Linked DNA regions of Mus musculus: region 1 is linked to region 2. A link is a loop called in an ENCODE intact Hi-C map of the cell type or tissue named here. Cell type or tissue: left cerebral cortex. All regions are shown on one strand. Each heading gives the region's core, and the rest is flanking DNA. Links, peaks and the distances in the headings are about the cores only.

Evidence for each region. Hi-C counts contacts between places; a loop is a spot of excess contacts. Peaks named below come from ENCODE experiments on the same cell type or tissue, not always from the same donor. Only the 100,000 strongest peaks of a DNase experiment are listed, where the experiment ranks them.
Region 1: it touches region 2 in a loop (2.5-fold over the local background); 4 of 42 quality-filtered maps call a loop at or near these places.

Annotation. Positions count from the first base shown.
Region 1 is chr4:103,114,539-103,122,872 of GRCm38, forward strand. Mier1 (MEIR1 treanscription regulator) reads left to right here and starts at 4,852. Exons shown (of 13, transcript NM_001039081.2): 1 at 4,852-4,971. The coding sequence starts at 4,963. In left cerebral cortex, for the core only: a CTCF peak has its summit at 4,962; DNase peaks (open chromatin) are centred at 181, 950, 4,532 and 4,873; H3K4me3 peaks cover 3,145 bases; H3K27ac peaks cover 1,941 bases.
Region 2 is chr4:102,983,003-102,991,336 of GRCm38, forward strand. Tctex1d1 (Tctex1 domain containing 1) reads left to right here and starts at 3,377. Exons shown (of 5, transcript NM_001163767.1): 1 at 3,377-3,584; 2 at 5,554-5,671. The coding sequence starts at 5,571. It overlaps Gm12709 (predicted gene 12709), which reads right to left and starts at 6,753. Exons shown (of 4, transcript NR_040444.1): 1 at 6,547-6,753; 2 at 927-1,115. In left cerebral cortex, for the core only: a CTCF peak has its summit at 4,101 (motif pointing right); a DNase peak (open chromatin) is centred at 4,121.

The DNA.
Region 1 (8,334 bases), core at 113-8,112, 130 kb after region 2:
ACCATCTTACCCATCCTTCGATCGGGAACCGGGGCCCCAGGGGCGCTCGCAGTCTCCTTTTCCCCACTTCCCCTCCCCCCACGGGAGAGCGCCGCCCGGAAGACTCCTAACTTCCGGGGCGGGGCTGCCCGAGTGTACCGGGAGGGCTGGCGGCTTGGAGGCGCTGCCGTCTGGCGCGCATGCGTAGTTTCCGCCCCGCCCCTCCCCGGTCTTTCGGCCTTCGCGGTGGCGGCGGCGGCGCCCAATCTTCGCCGCTTCCGCGGCGCGCCGGGATTACGCTGCGGAGTGAGTTTGCGGGGCGGGCAGGCCAGCTCCCGCCCTTTTCGGTCGGCCCTCGCTCCGCGGCAGGGGTGTGGCTTCCTGGCCACTCCCCCGTGGCTCCACCTCTGTGCCCCTGATTTCTCTAGCTGTCCAGCCAGTTGAGGTTGGCTCTCTTAGCAGAGCATCCCTTGAGGTGATAGGCGCAACCTGGGTCAACCTGCCGTTGTCGGAGGGAGCTAGAGGGGCGAGAGACTCAGAGACAGCATTGCAGGGAACCAGCCGCTCCCAGTGCCTATCTCCCCCGCGAGTGGCCTTATTCTTTTAGCTTGTAATGTAGATGCTTGCTGGCCTGGTTCCCATCTCTGGTCCTTGCATGTTGTGTGACCTTGGGCAAGTCTCTTCCCCCACTCCCGGGGAGGGCTTCAGTTTTTCTATTAAACCTCAATTTTTGTAATTTTGCAGAAGACCTTAGGCAATTTTAAGACCAGCTAGGTTTCTAAGACCGCTTAACGGAGATGACCCGGAATTGACTAGACTTTTCTCAAATCATGGGTGAAATACAGAAATGTAATTATTGGGTTCTTTGTAATCTTTAGCATTGCTTATAAATTGCAGGACTCAATCTTTGTTTCATTTTGCTGAAATTCCCACGGGGCGGTTGACCTGGTTCTGGGACATCTTTTGAAAATGTGAGACTGAGTGAGCTTGAGGTAACTGTCTCTGTCTCTTTGCTACTGAGGCTTTCTTTCCTTTAATCCAGATGGTGTGGTGGCTCGATTCTCCCAGTGCCTGGCTGAGTTTCGGACGTGGTTAAGAACCAACTGGTTGAGGTTCAATGCAGACAAGACGGATGTGATGCTGGTAGGCAAGGGCACGACTGGAGATGAAGGGAGGGCAAAGGCAAGCTCCCTCATGTAATAAAAACATGATTATTGTCTGTGCTGGTGTTGTAGGCGTGCTAATGGCCAACCCTTCCAAGACTTTGGGTGATATAAAAGTGACATCAGCAACGTTAAGATTTATAACTAGTTTGCAAATATTGATAAGATGATAAAATAAGGCCACTGGATGAAATTATATGAAAAAGATTATGAAAGGAACCCAAACTATCCTTTGAAGGGTCAAATTTCTCTACGTGTTTTAGGATGGCATTAATAAAAGAACAAAGGAAAAGATAATTTCTGTTGGTTGTGGAGCCTCCATATGTAATGTGCTGCTGTGCTTTGCATCCTGTAGTCCTGCCCACTAAAGTCAAGATAAGTTCAGAGGTCATTGAAGAAGAACACCATTCTAGGTACTTTGTCTTCACACATACAGTGTAGGCTGTATTTCCTAAGAAAAGTTTTAGGAAGGAGTTCAGAAAATAGTTTTCAAAGAGGACTCGTGGACTTGAAAATGTTACATGTATTTCTTGATGTACTTTGAGAGCTACTCTTTGAGTTGCATAAACAGATATGCCTAGAAGTCACAGACATATTACTAGTTTTTGAATCAGGTGTTGGTGCTGAATAAAAGGTTGTATATCTTAGGCAAATGTAAGTTGTCAAGGTAGTTTTTGTTGGTTGAAGTACTAATTGAAGTCTAATTGTGATCCTAAGTATATTTGTTAGCAACTAGATATCTCGGGAGAGTGTGTGTGTGTGTATTTGTGAGTGCATGCATGTGTGTGCATCGTGCATGCATACACATACATGCACTGTCATACATATGTCCCTTATAGCTACTGTAAGTTGTTTAATAACTTTTTTATAGTATTGGAGCTTGAACCCAGGGCCTCATATGCTAGGCAAGTATTTTACCACTGAGTTCTACCCCAAGCCCTCATTTTATGTTTGCATTGAGAATTCAGTAATTGCCATGAAAAAAAAATACACTACTGGAGAGAATAGTTGTGAGTAGCTTAACGTGGTAAAAATTAATATTAATTTTCCTCAAAATAAGGAGGCTTCTTAGGTTTAATTAGGCCTAATCTAGTATTCCCTTTTTTTCTTTGTTTTTAGAAACCAAAAACCTTGCATAAAAGTTGGAATTAGCTACAATTTTATTTTTTAGTTTAACTCATTTTAATATAGAACTCTAACAGACTCAACTACATTGGATATTAGTGGATGTCACATTAATAAATTCTAATGATTTTGATCAGGTTATTGGTGAATTTTTCCTACGCATTTACTCTGCCATGTCCTGCTTTCAGATACATGTTTTTTGTTTGTTTTCTTTTCTTTTTTGTGAGCCCAAGAATAAATTTTGGCTGATTACATCTGAATACAAAGAGAATGCCTCGTGGACTTAGGCAGAGTACTGAAGAACTGGAGTGATGGGTGAAATGGATGGAGAAGTCACTTCTAGCTTTGCAGGCAGGGGAGAATGAGCCAAGCATCTGGACTGTGTGTGAAAAGAGTAGGTAGCCTCTTCAAGAGGTGTAGTGAGTCTCTGGAAGCCTGTACACACAGTCTGGCAGAAAAGCTTGGCAGCAGGACTTCCTGACAGATCTTACCTGACTGAGGATGGCAAGCCCTACTTAACCAAGATAGGGCTAGTGAATTGCTACACATACCAAGGGGGTAAGGAAGGGTTTCCAGAAGGACATAGCTTTTCTGAAGGTGGCTTCTTAGACTCTGAACAATGGGACTGTGGAGAGAATGAAATGCAAGTATACTGAGCTCAATAGTAATGTGTTACGTGTGACCTACAGGATTAAAGCTATTTCTCCTCATCGCTAGAATGTCTAGGAAACACCCCAGAACACTTTATTTTTCTAACAGGGAATATGTAGAGGGAATTTTCCCCTACAGAGGATAATGCCATTTGATGGTAATAATATTGATTGGAAATATCAATCAGTTTAAAGGCATTTAACAATAAGTGCCTGATTTTCTGACTTTGAGGGCTCACTCAGTAAGTAGTTAAGGAATCTTGAGTCTGCTCTTTACCATAGTTGAAATTTTTATTAATGTTTTAACTGAAGAATCAAAGACTCAATAGACTAAAGCAACTTGAACTATAATACTAAAATTCAGCAATACTCCAGTTTTCCCTTCAGTGGCCAGCAATAATCCACATATATTTACCTTGCATATTTTAGTGCAAACTGCCCCCTGAACCCTTTATTATTTTTAACCTGTGCCCACATACATCCATTAGTTTTTGTCTTCAGGGTTTTTTTTGTTTGTTTGTTTTTTTGTTTTTTCATCCAGTGAGAACTATTTGGATAAGAGCTGACATTTTAAAAAGTCCAAGGTAGTCCCTTAACTTAATATAACTGTATCAGTGCTAAAATATTTATTTCCCTCCAAGAATTTGTGGGGGGAGGAAGCTTATATAATCTTTAAAATAAAGTGAAAATACTATAACAAGTGCAGTAAATGGTAAGAATTGTTTGTAGATTTGGGAACCTTAAAAGTTTTCCTTTCTCTTCTTTCCCTTGCTTTTCTTTCAGTAGAAAATGTGCATCAGATGTTTATGTTTAATTGGTTTACAGACTGTCTCTGGATTCTTTTCCTGTCAAATTACAAGGTAATGTCCTTTCACTTAGCAGCTACTTCGTATACCTATACATGCAGTTTATTCATGCACAAATTGTTATTGGGCTTAAGACTTTCAAGTTCATGTCCAGTGTTAAGAAATGGGAAAAGGCTTGATGGAATCTAGAATTTTAAGGAAATAGAAATCATTTCAGAAATCAGCATTCTCCCAAGTGCATTATAAGTATGATGTTTAAGAAAGTTGTATGTACACATTTGTGCAATGATTTTTTTAACCATGGTATATTCCTCAGAGGTAATGAGTATCATTTAACTGATTGATTTTTGGTAGTCATTTTTGAAAAACTTAATCATGTCGGAAAAAACGCTGGCCTTTAACAACAACAAAAAAAAAGCTTTTAAACTTACTGCCCATTTTAATATCTGCCTAAATTATCTACTTTAGGGAACCAGATAAATCATTGGCCCTGGCCATTATCAGTATGGACCTCAAGGCCAGTTAGCAGTGCATTAAAACAAACTTTCTACTTGCAAGTATTTTAGGCATTGCAAATATGTACGTTCTGTCTCCGTGCAGTCAAGTAGGCATATCCATAGAAGAGCATTACTTTACATTTGAAACTTTTGTATATTTGTGCAAAAATTCATCCGTGGCAGAGCTGTGTTGCTCCTGGCATCACAAAAAGTGAGGAAAATGTAATGTTCTCTACTCTTCATCTTTGCGCTGGGCCAATTTGGGGGAGTTGGAGTTTTCTTGCTAGGAATCACCAGGGGAAGTATTTGTCAGAGCGTTTCGTGTTGCTGTCGCGCCCAGGCAACATCTCTTTCCCAGCAAAAGCACTTCAGAAGTGACCGACCGGTAGAATAGGAGGTTTTTTTCTCCTGCAAAGTGAGTACCCTGAGGGGACCTCTCCGGACCTCGCGCGCGGACTGCCCCGGGCTCGCCCGGGCCCGCCCCTCGCGCGCTCCCCCGGGACGGCGGCCGCGGGATCGCGCGCTCCCTGCTCCGCGCGCGCCCGCTGGCCTCTCCCCTCCCGTCCCGCCGAGCGGGGCGCCGCGAGGGGGCGGAGCGGGGTGTGGTGGCGCGCTCGGGCGGCTCCTGCGCGTTCCCGCCGAAGCGGCGGCGGAGAAGGCAGCGGGAGCCCCGCGGCCCAGGCGCACATCCGGGTTCTGGCCGCGACCCGCCGCGGCGATGTGACCCGGTGGCGCGGCCAACATGGCGGAGGTAAGAACGAGCGCCCCTCCCCGGCGGGGCCTCGGTGGAGGGCTGCGGGCGGGAGGCGCGGGCCTGCCGGGGCCGGGCCTGCGGCGCCGCTGCCCACCTGTTGTCCGGCCCGGCCGCTCGGCTGGGCTTCCCGAAACTAAGTTGGGCGCGGAGGCGCCGTCGGACTTGAGGCAGTTGGGAGGCGGCCGCTGCGGGAGGAGCGGGCGAGGGCGCCCGTCCGGAAGCCGCCCAGGGCGCAACTTCGCCGGCCGGCGCGGCCCGCGGACTCCTCTCTGCCTGCTCCCGCGAACTTTCTTCCCTCGCGAGCCCAGAAGTCGCTGCTCCCGCCAGCCCGCGTCACCCCCGCCAGCCCGCGTCACCCCCGCCAGCCCGCGACTGCTGACCTGCCGTCTAGGCAGGGGGCGAGCAGGCTGACACACCTTGGGTTAGTTTAGTAGTTTTCCTGATAGTGGAGAGGTGAGCAGGAGAAATTAACCCAGTAGGCCCTATCCAGCTTGGGACTCTTCCCCCTGGCCGAACCTCCAAGTTTCTTTTCCACGCTATAGCTCCTGAACCAACTAGGCTAAAAACTTACAAATCAAAGGTGCCTGTAATTATTTACCTTTTATTTTGCTCTTCTTAGAGAAAACTTTTCTTGTTTCTCTTGTCCCTCTGCTGTAGGATAGAACCCAAGGTTCTTGTCAAGGCAGATAAGCAAGCGCTCTACTACGAGCCACATCCCCCCCTCCCCCCCAGCCTTAGCTTCATTTCCTAGTAAACAAGTTCCTTTGGTTAGTGTTCTCAGATGGGTAGGCAAGCAAGTTGCTTTAGGTGTAATTAGATCTTAGAATGTGCTGTAGGAAATTTTAATATTTTGTCTGGTTTTAAGCCATCGGTCCTGTGGTTTGTTTAATTTTTAGTCGGTGAATTTCGTTACTGTTTGTTCCCCCTGAGTTCATATTGTTATATTTGGACTTAATGGGATCTCTCTTGAGGCAAATCTTGTAAACACTTGATTAATAAAGCAGTAAGATTGCTAAACATCTTCATGTTTTTCTGTCGAGAGCACCCAAAAATAGATTGAGGAAGTATTTGATTTTATTTACCACTTAGCTCTCAGTTTTCAACTCCTTCATTTGCTAAATGAAGCAGAGAAGTAGAGAGTGACTACTTTTGTTTATACATAATATCTGTAAGCCTTGGGCTACAGAAACATAAGATGTGCCTTTCCTGTACCAGTCAAGCTTCCTGGAGTGTTAACTTGTTCTTCTGTTATACAGTGACCTTTAGGTTGATGTTCTGAAATTTTAAATGTTATTTATTTATTTGCTACTAAAAGAAGAGGAGCTTTCCTGGAAGCTGGACTGTTTGCTGCCAGTATTGAGAAGACTTGATATTACTTAGCGCTAAAACGCATTAGTTGTGTTTTCAGGTGGTTTTTTTCCTATTCATAGTCAAAGAATTGCAAGACATGAGTAGTGGTCGCATTACTTTTACTTGACATAGATATGCCTGGGTGTGATCCACCAGCCTTTCTTCCCTGGGCTCCTGTGCTACAAGAGGAAGTAGAGTGTATAGATGGCTTTTCAGGCATCTTATCAGCTAACCTTCCCTGGGCTCCCGTTTGCTGAAAATCTACAGGATATATGTAGTATTTGCTACACTGCTGTGCTGTGGCCTCAGGTCTATGTGGTTGGACAGTCACACTCCGTGGCACGTTATTGATACGAAAACACGGAAACCTAAAGAAACGTCACCAAAAAAACTGAGTGCCAGCATGCAGTGTTTTGTTATAGAAATGAAAAGTGGCTGCATTCATGTGAGAATGGGAGAAGTGTGCCCACCTTGGCCACTATCTTGTTCTCTAGTGTAAGCTGCTCTTCTTAGGTATCCCATCATGTGGAGAGGGAAGACTTGGGGCTTGCAGGAACAGGTGGATGGGTCAATCTTAGGAACTTGACTTTCATTTTCATTGCATTGTTTAATGACCTGGTATATATTTTATATTCTTAAATTGCCTATAGGTTGCCCTTTGCTTTGACTGTGTAGGATACAACCCAAGGGTCTCATAAACTTAGAGGAGTAAAGGAATTTTACATGTCAACAAAAATATCCTAAAATAGGTGAAGAGAAAAGTAAATTTATAATTTTCCTTGTCTCAGTTTTTTAATAATTGAGGGTTTTTTTTTTTTAACAGTAATCCTGGAAAAAAAATGGTGGCGAGATGATTGGTTAACAATGTTTTACCTCCGTATAGACTTTTCATGGGGTTATTGTTTATGATGTATGCAGCAAACATTTGCATTCTGAACTGTTGTGCTTTTGAGTAAGAGGAGCTGGGGCAGTGTCCATTTATTTTTAAATGTAGGGGACTTGACACTCACTAAAGAAGTGAGGCTTCGGACCACATCTTAAGTATTCTGCTCTCCCCTCTTCCGAGAATGCGCCTGACCCTATTTTTCCAAGAAAAGTACTTGATTTGTGAACTATAACTGGCATTAAATATGATTGGAGTTGGTAGCAGTTCATTTTTATACGGATCTTTGTCATCTTCGTGAACTCATATAGGAAGAATACATTTAGTGGTTCTTCAATTTTGGTAACATTAAATGAATTTGTTGTACACAGAAGAGTTAGTACATGTTCCCCTTCGTAGTTCTTTCGTAATATTTCTCAGCTTATTATCCCTTAAGATTACATACTGTAAGGTTATTGAAGCAGGCTCTCATAGTTACACTAAAGGGAGGAAAGTACAAAGAAGTCACAGTTTTACAAAGTCAGCGAGGAGGAAAAAATAAGGGGAAGAAATAGTTGATCCTTAGGGCTTTTTAAGGAGTGTGGTGCAGGGACCTTTGGGAACAAAGAATTTTGTCATTTAAATTTCAGAGTATGTAAACATAGATGGATGCTAAAAGAAAAAAAAAGCCACAGTACAATTTAAGATCTTTTTCACCTGAACTTCACATCGCTAACAAAATATTTAAATGGACTTCCTTAATGTATTGGTTTACAGTACATATTTTCAACAATAATAATTTACATATATCACATCCATCCAGCTTTCACTCACGCGCACACACACACAAAACCCATATTCTTTGCTTAGCATTATTTGAATTTACTTGGATTTTGTTTTGTGTGTTTTTAAGGAATTGGATGGAGTTGTTTCTCTTCAGGGTTAGTTTCCCCTCTTTAATAGCAGTGAATTAAAACTGTAAACAGTTGTCTATAGTGGTGATGAGTTTCATTTTCATTGTTTATTATTTGTTCCTCAAAACTATCCACAATAGGAACTCCAGTGATGTCTGAGTTTTAAAATACTTAATTTGGTGGGACTAAGAGCCAACACACTTATTAATAACCTAGGTGGGAGAAATAAAAGAA
Region 2 (8,334 bases), core at 304-8,303:
CTCTGAATTGTGACTGATGTCTAACTGTCATCCTGATAAATGTGTGAACGCCTCCTGTGTCATGAGAGGAAGACTGAGTGTGTATTCAGCGTTGCCACTGTCATCTGTTTTCAGAATTGGATCTTGTTTGTTCAAGTTATAATTTATAATATATTTTTAATGTTTTCTGAAAGAAAAAGGAAGCATCTCTTTAAGGCTGTATTTTTGCTGCTCAGGCTGGTCATAAAGTCGTTAGTTATTTTGTGTAGCTTGGATCAAGAAGGACCCCACTGTACCCAGCAGCAAAATAAAACCTCTTAAGCTAGGCCCCCTTATCCTAAGACACACATCTGGGTACATGACTTTCCACTCTCTGTTTTTATCTACCCCACTGGGAAATCTGAACTTGACTTTTCACCTAAACAATTTATTAGAAGAGAGGTGGTAACATTCGCTGAGGTTTTAGCATCAGTCTCAGCTCTGCTTCCAGGAAGTTTCCAATAACAGGGTCTGGCAAGCCATGACCAAGCACCAAGTCTAGTCTGGAACACGGATGGCTATGGTTTCCCAGCTAGGAGCGGTTATTTCATAGCTGAAAACAAAATTTAAAAGAGTACAGTTTTGTGGCATGCAAATATTGATAGAAATCCAAATTTCACTGTCCATAAATTATGGATTGTAGAGCATGGCCTGCCTGCTCAATGCAGTGTCTCCAGCGGCTTTGCGATCGCAGCAGCAGCAGCGTCTACCCACAGCAGCAACAGAAAGCATAGGGCAGGCAAACCCCAAAGTCCCACTCTTGGACCTCTTCCAGAAATGTTGGTCAACATCTTCTCTACTAAACAGGTGCAGGCATCATCCCCATTTCCAAATAAAGAAACAGCAGCTCAAGCAGGTTGAGATGTTAAAACCACCAAGATAGCAAATAGAAAGAAGTCTTTTATTACCTGCATATTTTCATTGCACAGAAAGTGGCAAATCCGTGTGTAATTTGCACATGGCTCCCTTGTTCACTGAGATCTTGTGTTTTTCACGCATGAGTCCAGGCAGGCATTCATGCTGATGGTTTACTTGCTGGAACCTCACCCTCAGGTAGACATTGAACAGCATTTGCACAGATGCTGTCATCACTGGTCCTTAAAATGGAAACAGAAGGCACAAGGTTGAGTCACTTTCTCCAGCTAATGCGGCAAGCTATCTGGACATATTAGCTCCAAAGCTAGCAGCTCTACTGTGGGTTTGGGCAAAGAACAAAGACTAAACGGTCTTTCTTTTGCCTCAAAGCAAAGTTCTCACGATGCCACAGAACAAAAACCATGTGTGGACCCCACCATTCCCCACAGAACTGTATTGAAGGCACCCAGCACAGCAGGTCAGCCACACTATGTTGACTTCCCTGTGTTATTTACTCAAGATCCAGGGAGCCTCTAGTACCCGTCAGCTACTGTGTCATGTATTAGGCGTGCAGAATACCAGAGGGGTCTAGCGTAGAGATCACTGCTGTTCCAGCAAACTGAGAGCTACTTGGGAACTCCTTCACAGTCCACTGGGTATTTCAGTGAATGATGGAAAATGCAACCCTCGTGAACTTTGTGCAAACCTGCAAACCTGCTCAGGTAAACAAGCAGGGCCAAGTAAATTGACATGGACTAATTTATTCCAGGATTCCAAGCCATGAGCCTGTGCATCAGAAATTAGGTTGGGCTATCCTTTCTTTGGATCCCTGATGGGAAAGGCTAGGAGACAGAATACCAAAGGGATAGCATGTGTTATACTGAAGTTTGCATCGAGCTGAAATGCAGCGTAGTCCCAGAAAGAGAGAGAGACAGAGAGACAGAGACAGAGAGACAGAGAGAGTGAGAGAGAGACTTGGAGAAGATAAAATGTCACTTTCCAAGTGAAACCACAGGAAAATGTGACAGCCTCGATGTGCTTCTCAGACAAAATATATATATTGAATAGAGGAAATTCTATTTTACCTAAAGTTATTTCCATAAATGGGGAAATGATGGGGGTTTTTGTTTTTGTTTGTTGTTTGTTGTTTGTTTGTTTGTTTAAGACAAGCTAGCTTGTAACTCAATATGTTGATCAGACTGGCCTGGAATTTTCAGTAATCCTCACAACTGCCCCCTTAGCTCTGAGAAAAGAGCCACTATAGCCTTGGATTTTTGAGGGCTTTTAGTTCTTGTGTCTGACAGATGGTTTTAGAGAGGAAGCAGGTCTGGTACCTGGTACCATTTACACAGGCATAGTCCAGAAGGAAGGCAGAGAATGGGAAGCTGGAAAGCGTAAAGCAGGTAGAAAAAAGCATAGGAGAGCCTGTCTGGACTGCGAGTAAGGAAGCCCCGCCCCCACGCACTACAGACCACCAGCACTGCTGCCACCGCCCCATCCTCTCCTTGAATCTTGAATCCATACGCCTCCACCTCAGCCTCCCAAGCGTTGGGGTCGTAATTACACACTACGAATCCCAACACGAAAACATAAACCACAAAAGAAAACTAAAACTTTTTTGGTAAGTAGAACATCAACAAAATGAAGTATTTTCACAACGTATATAATAATATAGTTAGAGAACTGCTAGAATATCTATCCACAGGTATAGCGTTGCATGTTAACAATAAAAGGGGAAGCCAGTTTTAAATAGAGTCAGAGGAGATGGCAGTGCCCACAAGGGGAGTCTAAAGGCCAAGCAGAGTAAGAAGAGCTACACAAGCACACTGGAAAACCAGAGATGCGTAACTTAGAGCAAGGTGTCTTCTACACCCGTGCTGATAGCAAAATGCTGGCAGACAGAATAGCAAACATTGCTGAGGGCAGTGAGAATAAAAATAGATCCAGCTGTTTAGTGCACACATCATCTGGACATTAATAATATATAAATAAATAAAATAAAAATAAAACATTAAGTTCTGTAGAGGCAGACAGCTTAATTCCTTTCATATCTCCTAGTATGACATCTCAAAGACAGAACAGCACCTGCGCACAAAACTGTCCTTCATGGACTATTTTGATCAGTGAGTGAGCAGTTATTATTGCATTATGTGAATTCTTAAGTAATTAAGTCTTTTTTGCTCTAAAATAAATTCTGCTTACAAGTCCATTATATAGTAAGTCCGGAGTGACTTGTAAGATGAATTTACAACCTAGGAAAAGTGTTTATTCAAGTGTTTGGTACAAAGCAAGCTTTATTTTAGCTTTCTTATTGAAAAAGTCCATTTGCATCTATTCCAAAAACGAAAGGAAGGGAGAAGAAGGAAGGAAGAACAAGGAGGAGAGTAAGGGTTTCCTCTGCACTGGAAATATGGCAGGGCTGGCCACACCCCTCGTTAATGACGTCACAGTCATGTGACATAGCCAGGCCTCAAACACATCCAGCATCACCTCTCCTGATTGCAGTGTGGCTTTGAAACCATGCCTCCTTCAGGCCCTGCAGGAGATGTCTATCGTCTGGCCTTGACCATCAGTTCCGTTCCTCTCAGATGAACAGTAGCCCACCACGTCAAGAGCTGGCCCTGCGCTTTTACCCACACCTATGATTGTTCTGCCAGTCTCCTGTGCTAGGTTTTACATCTGTCAGTCCAGGGCTTGACTGTTCATGGGAGGTAGGTATATTCTGTGTCCTTCGAAAAACACCCTTACTCTTGGGGAAAAAAAAAAAGCTTCCCACAAGACGATACCTTCTACTGTTTTCTCATTTCTTTAATTTGTGAAGGTTTTCAACTTCTGTTTCCACTATAGCCTTCTAAAAAGATAGGCCAATTGGGATAAGATATCATGAAACTGCATGACTTCCACAAAGACGCACCATTTACTGCTAGGAAATGAGCTGGCATGCTTTAGGTTTTAAACATAATCAGAAGGGGAAAAAAAATCCATAGATAGTCTTAGTCCCCAGTTAAGCAAGTCTCTGTATATTGTATCTTTCTCTATATATCATATTCCAGGAGCATATTTAATTTTAAATGCATCTTTTGTGTGACCATCACTCTGGACTCTGACACATCATAGGCCATAAATTTTTGTTTAAAAGCTTTTTTAAAAATTAAAAAAAAACAAAAACAAAAAAACCCACAGAACCTATAGCCTTCTTTTCTCTGTGCACTGCAATGTCTATCTATCCACTAGAGGGCAGCACATGACTTTAATGACGCGCTTCCCCATCCTTCCTGAAGGCCCTCTTATGGACATGGGTGGCCACCAGTTACAAAGCCCAGGAATTTATGTTTGTTCTCAACAGTAACTCTTATTTCAAGAAACCTGAATACAATTCTGTCCTCAAAAGTAGCTCATGTACTTCCAAGCACAGCCTGGATTTTTACATGAAACTATACATATTTTGATTTTAAAATACCTTTATATAAGATATACTTCTCTTTTCTCTTTTCCCCTACTGTGAATGTGTTTGTTGAATGCTTACACCAGTTTTTAGATCAGATTCTCAGCACATGCCTGATGCCAGTACTTGAGGAACAAAGGTGGGGAGGATCACAGAGAGTTGGAGGCCAGCCTCGTCTACCGAGCAAACCCCAAGCCAGTCAGCACTGCACAGCAAGACACTGTCTCAATTAATTAAGATAAGATTGACTGCAGCATTCTCTAGGCAATGAGACTAGGTGTCGGAAAGGATTAGCTCGGCAGGTTGGATCACAGAACTGGACTTCATCCACTTGTAGTGTTGGGACATGTAGCCAATATGTTTATTGTATTTATGCCTGCAGTTGAAAGCTTAAATGCATTTAATAAGCAGATCACGTGCTTGTCTTTAGCAATACAAATGCCTCGAGCCTCTTTGTGTAAGCCAGTGTTCTGGACTTCATTGATAAGCCCATGCTTTTAAAATATAGGAACTCCTCAATTTCTAAAAACTGTACCAAGGGGCTAGAGGGATAACTCAGTGCAAGAAACACTGGCTGCTCTTTCAAAGAACCAGGGTTTGCTTCCCAGCACCTATAAGGCAGCTCACAGCCCCAAGTGATCTGACACCCTCTTCTGGCCTCTGTGGGCACCAAGAGTTCGCATGACTCACACAGACATACCTGTAGACTAAAGATCCAGCTACCAAAAATAAAAATAACACAGAAAATAAAAGTAAAAGGAAAATATAACTAGCCCATATTATACTTCCATGTTTCTTGCTCATGCTGCAACCACTGTTAATACCTCTTAAGTCACCCATCACTCAAGTGAGGAATATATTTTAAATTTTCTGTATTCTCTTTCTTTTCTTTTTTTTTTCTGGGTTTCTCTGCATAGCCCTGGCTGTCCTGGAACTCACTCTGTAGACCAGACTGGCCTTGAACTCAAAAATCCTCCTGCCTCTGCCTCCCAAGTGCTAGGATTAAAGGCATGTGCCACCACTGCCTGGCTCCATATTCTCTTCCAGCTCTCCATGTCCAGTCTCTCACATGCTAACCTATAACTATCAGACCTTGGCTCTTTAGGATGAGTAAGGGGCTTGCTTAGCCTCAGGGAAGCCCTACCTCCTATCCTTGAGTTATTTCCTTTTCTGTTGCTGTGCTAAAACACCTTGATCTTATAGAAGGGCAGGTTTATCTGAGTTTGTGGTTCCAGAGGGGTAACTATCCATCATGGCACAGACACATGGGAGCAAGCAGCAGGCACAGCGGCTGGAGCAGGGTGCTGAAAGCTTACGTCATGGAGCACAGGCACAGAGCAGAGAGAACAACGTGTGAGTATGGCCTTAGCTCTCAAAGTCCCATCAGCAGTGACAGGCCTCCTCCACCAAAGGCCAGACCTCCTCAACCTCCCCCTAACACTGCCACCAGCTGGGGGCCAGAGGTTCGAATGCCTCTGAGCAACATTCTCATTCAACACACTACAGTCTTCAATCTGGAAAAGAAACAAACATAAACACGAAGCTCAAAAGTAAAAAAGAATCAGGCTGGAGAAATGGAGCACGCACTGGTCTGCCAGAAGAGCCAAACTCAGTTCCCAGCACCCACATCAGCTCACAGCCACCTTCCACTGCCGTTTTAGTGGGACCCAATGTCTCCGGCTTCCATGGTCACCTGAGGACATGCACACACACATACATACATACACAAACACCACTTTAAAAATTATAAAGTTAAACTTTAAAAAAAAAAAGCTTCCTGAAGTTGTAGTCCACTGGAGACATGGTCAGCCTTGAAAAGGCAAAAAGAAAGCAAGAGGTTACCCAGGCATTTTCCTCTCTGTGATCAAGGCAGCCAGGCTTCTAGTAAAGCAGCTAGGGTCTTCGCTAGGCCTCATCTCCCCCAACAAAACTGACAGCAAGCTCCCTTCACACAGCTGACCCCACTGATCTTCTAGTGGAGTCTGTTTCAACAGTGTCTATCAGTAACATCTAATGTTCCTGGTAATACCATTTTAAAACAAATACAAAACAGTCTCCTAAGCCAAATGGAATTTTTTTCCTACATAAAAGAAGGGCAGTTCAGAGACCTAGGCCACTGCTGTTCTTATCCAGTCTAGGAATCAAGCAGCCTCTGGGATCCTGCCCTCCTCCGTCACTCATTTTAGTCATGGAGGAAACTGAAGACCAGCTCCTACTGGTTAACTTACGTTTGTCGGTTTGGGGTTTTCTTGTGTTGTTTTGTTCTGAGAAATCGTTCTCAAATTCCTACCCAGTCAGTGCTGGCTGCATCACACTGGTTTGTAAGCCACAGAACTTCAGCTGCACAAAAAGGGACCAAGAATTTGCCGTTCTTTTAGTCAGAAATGTTCCCACCATTTAGGGCTCTGTTACCAAGAAAGGAGATGAGCAACACTGGAAAGAAACTGACAATGCCTACCACATGTTAATTCAAAGTTCCCTGATAATAGTGACATACTGGGAGCAATTTAAATGGTCTGGAGAAGAAATGGTTAAGGGAAATGCAAAATGTTTGTATATTAAGCTAATATTTTAACTCTGACTAAGATGCAGTGTCAAGCAAAATAGGATTATGAATGTAAAATCAAATATCTGAAAACCTTCTTTTAATACTAACAGTCATTACCTAAGCACTCTGGTTAGTAAGGTAATTTTACTCTGCACCTTTCCATGTGTTTTGCATGTTTTACAAAGAGCATACAGTATTTACATGATTACCGTGCAAAGAAAAAGACACTAGAGGCTTGGGAGAAGCCCAGCAGGTAAAGCCCTTGCTACACAAGTGTAAGAACTGGGGTAAGCCAGATGGATGTGAGAACTACCTTGTAACACCAGGGGACCGGCAGGGAAAGCAAAGAAGAGGGACGCCCAGAACAAGCTGGCTAGCCAGCCTGGATGACTCAGGAGGCTTCAGCAAGGTGGAGAGGATCAAGAATGACAGCTGACATCAACCTCTGGCTTCTACATGCATCTGCATGCACACACCCACACACAAACACACGCTTATACCTACACATTTATACACTCACACATTCAAATACACACTTATGCACACACACATACGCCTATACATATACACAGTTACACACTCACAAATACATACAGATGCAAAACAAGACTCCGAGAAACCATCTTTAACAATTCAAAAACAGACCAGCCTCTAAAACTTCTAATCTATACGTCAGACTTCAACCCCTGGTTTTTGAAAGTTCCCCAGTAGACGTCATTTTCATACCAATAATAGCACAGGGTGCACTGGCTAGTAGACTTTAATGACCCTAAGAACAGTAGCAAGAGTGGTTGTTCCCTTTGTATTTTAAAGCCAGCTGATATGAACTGTGCATCAACTCTGTTTCCTGTGAATTTTCAGTATGATACCAGAAGACAGCAAAGGCTTACGCCAATGCCTCGTGCATGCTGCACACTGCACACACGTATATCTGAATCGCAGCCACAACTTCCACTAGTCATTGCCCCCTTCTTATTCTGTCTGCTGTAAGCACACATTAAGCTTTTCTACTGCCAGATAGATGAAATATTTGAAATCAAAGACAGCCTTCCCTACAGGTGTGACAGTAAGTCCTTGGCCTCGTTTCTTCTTCTCTCTAAAATGGAGAGAATGATGACTTCTTTACAGCATCAAAGGACGTTGAAAAGATCAAATAAAACAGCTGAGAGGAGGTATTTTGAGATGCACATGAGTAACGCTAGGTACATAGACTCGTCACAGAGTCACAAGCTTCTGCACACGTGTGGTCGGGTTTCATAGGCAGAAGCCGACTATCATCTCTGGTGCTGCCCACAACACCTGTAGCCACAATGGCCTAACTGGTTGGCTGCTACTTCAAACACAGCAGGAAACTGAGAAAAGCAGGTGTTAGAAGGAAGAGGGTGGAATCACCCCCACAAAGATGCATCCTGACAAAGGCAGCCAGAATGGTACCATGCTCTTGGATATTGTGAGTGAACTGGAATTT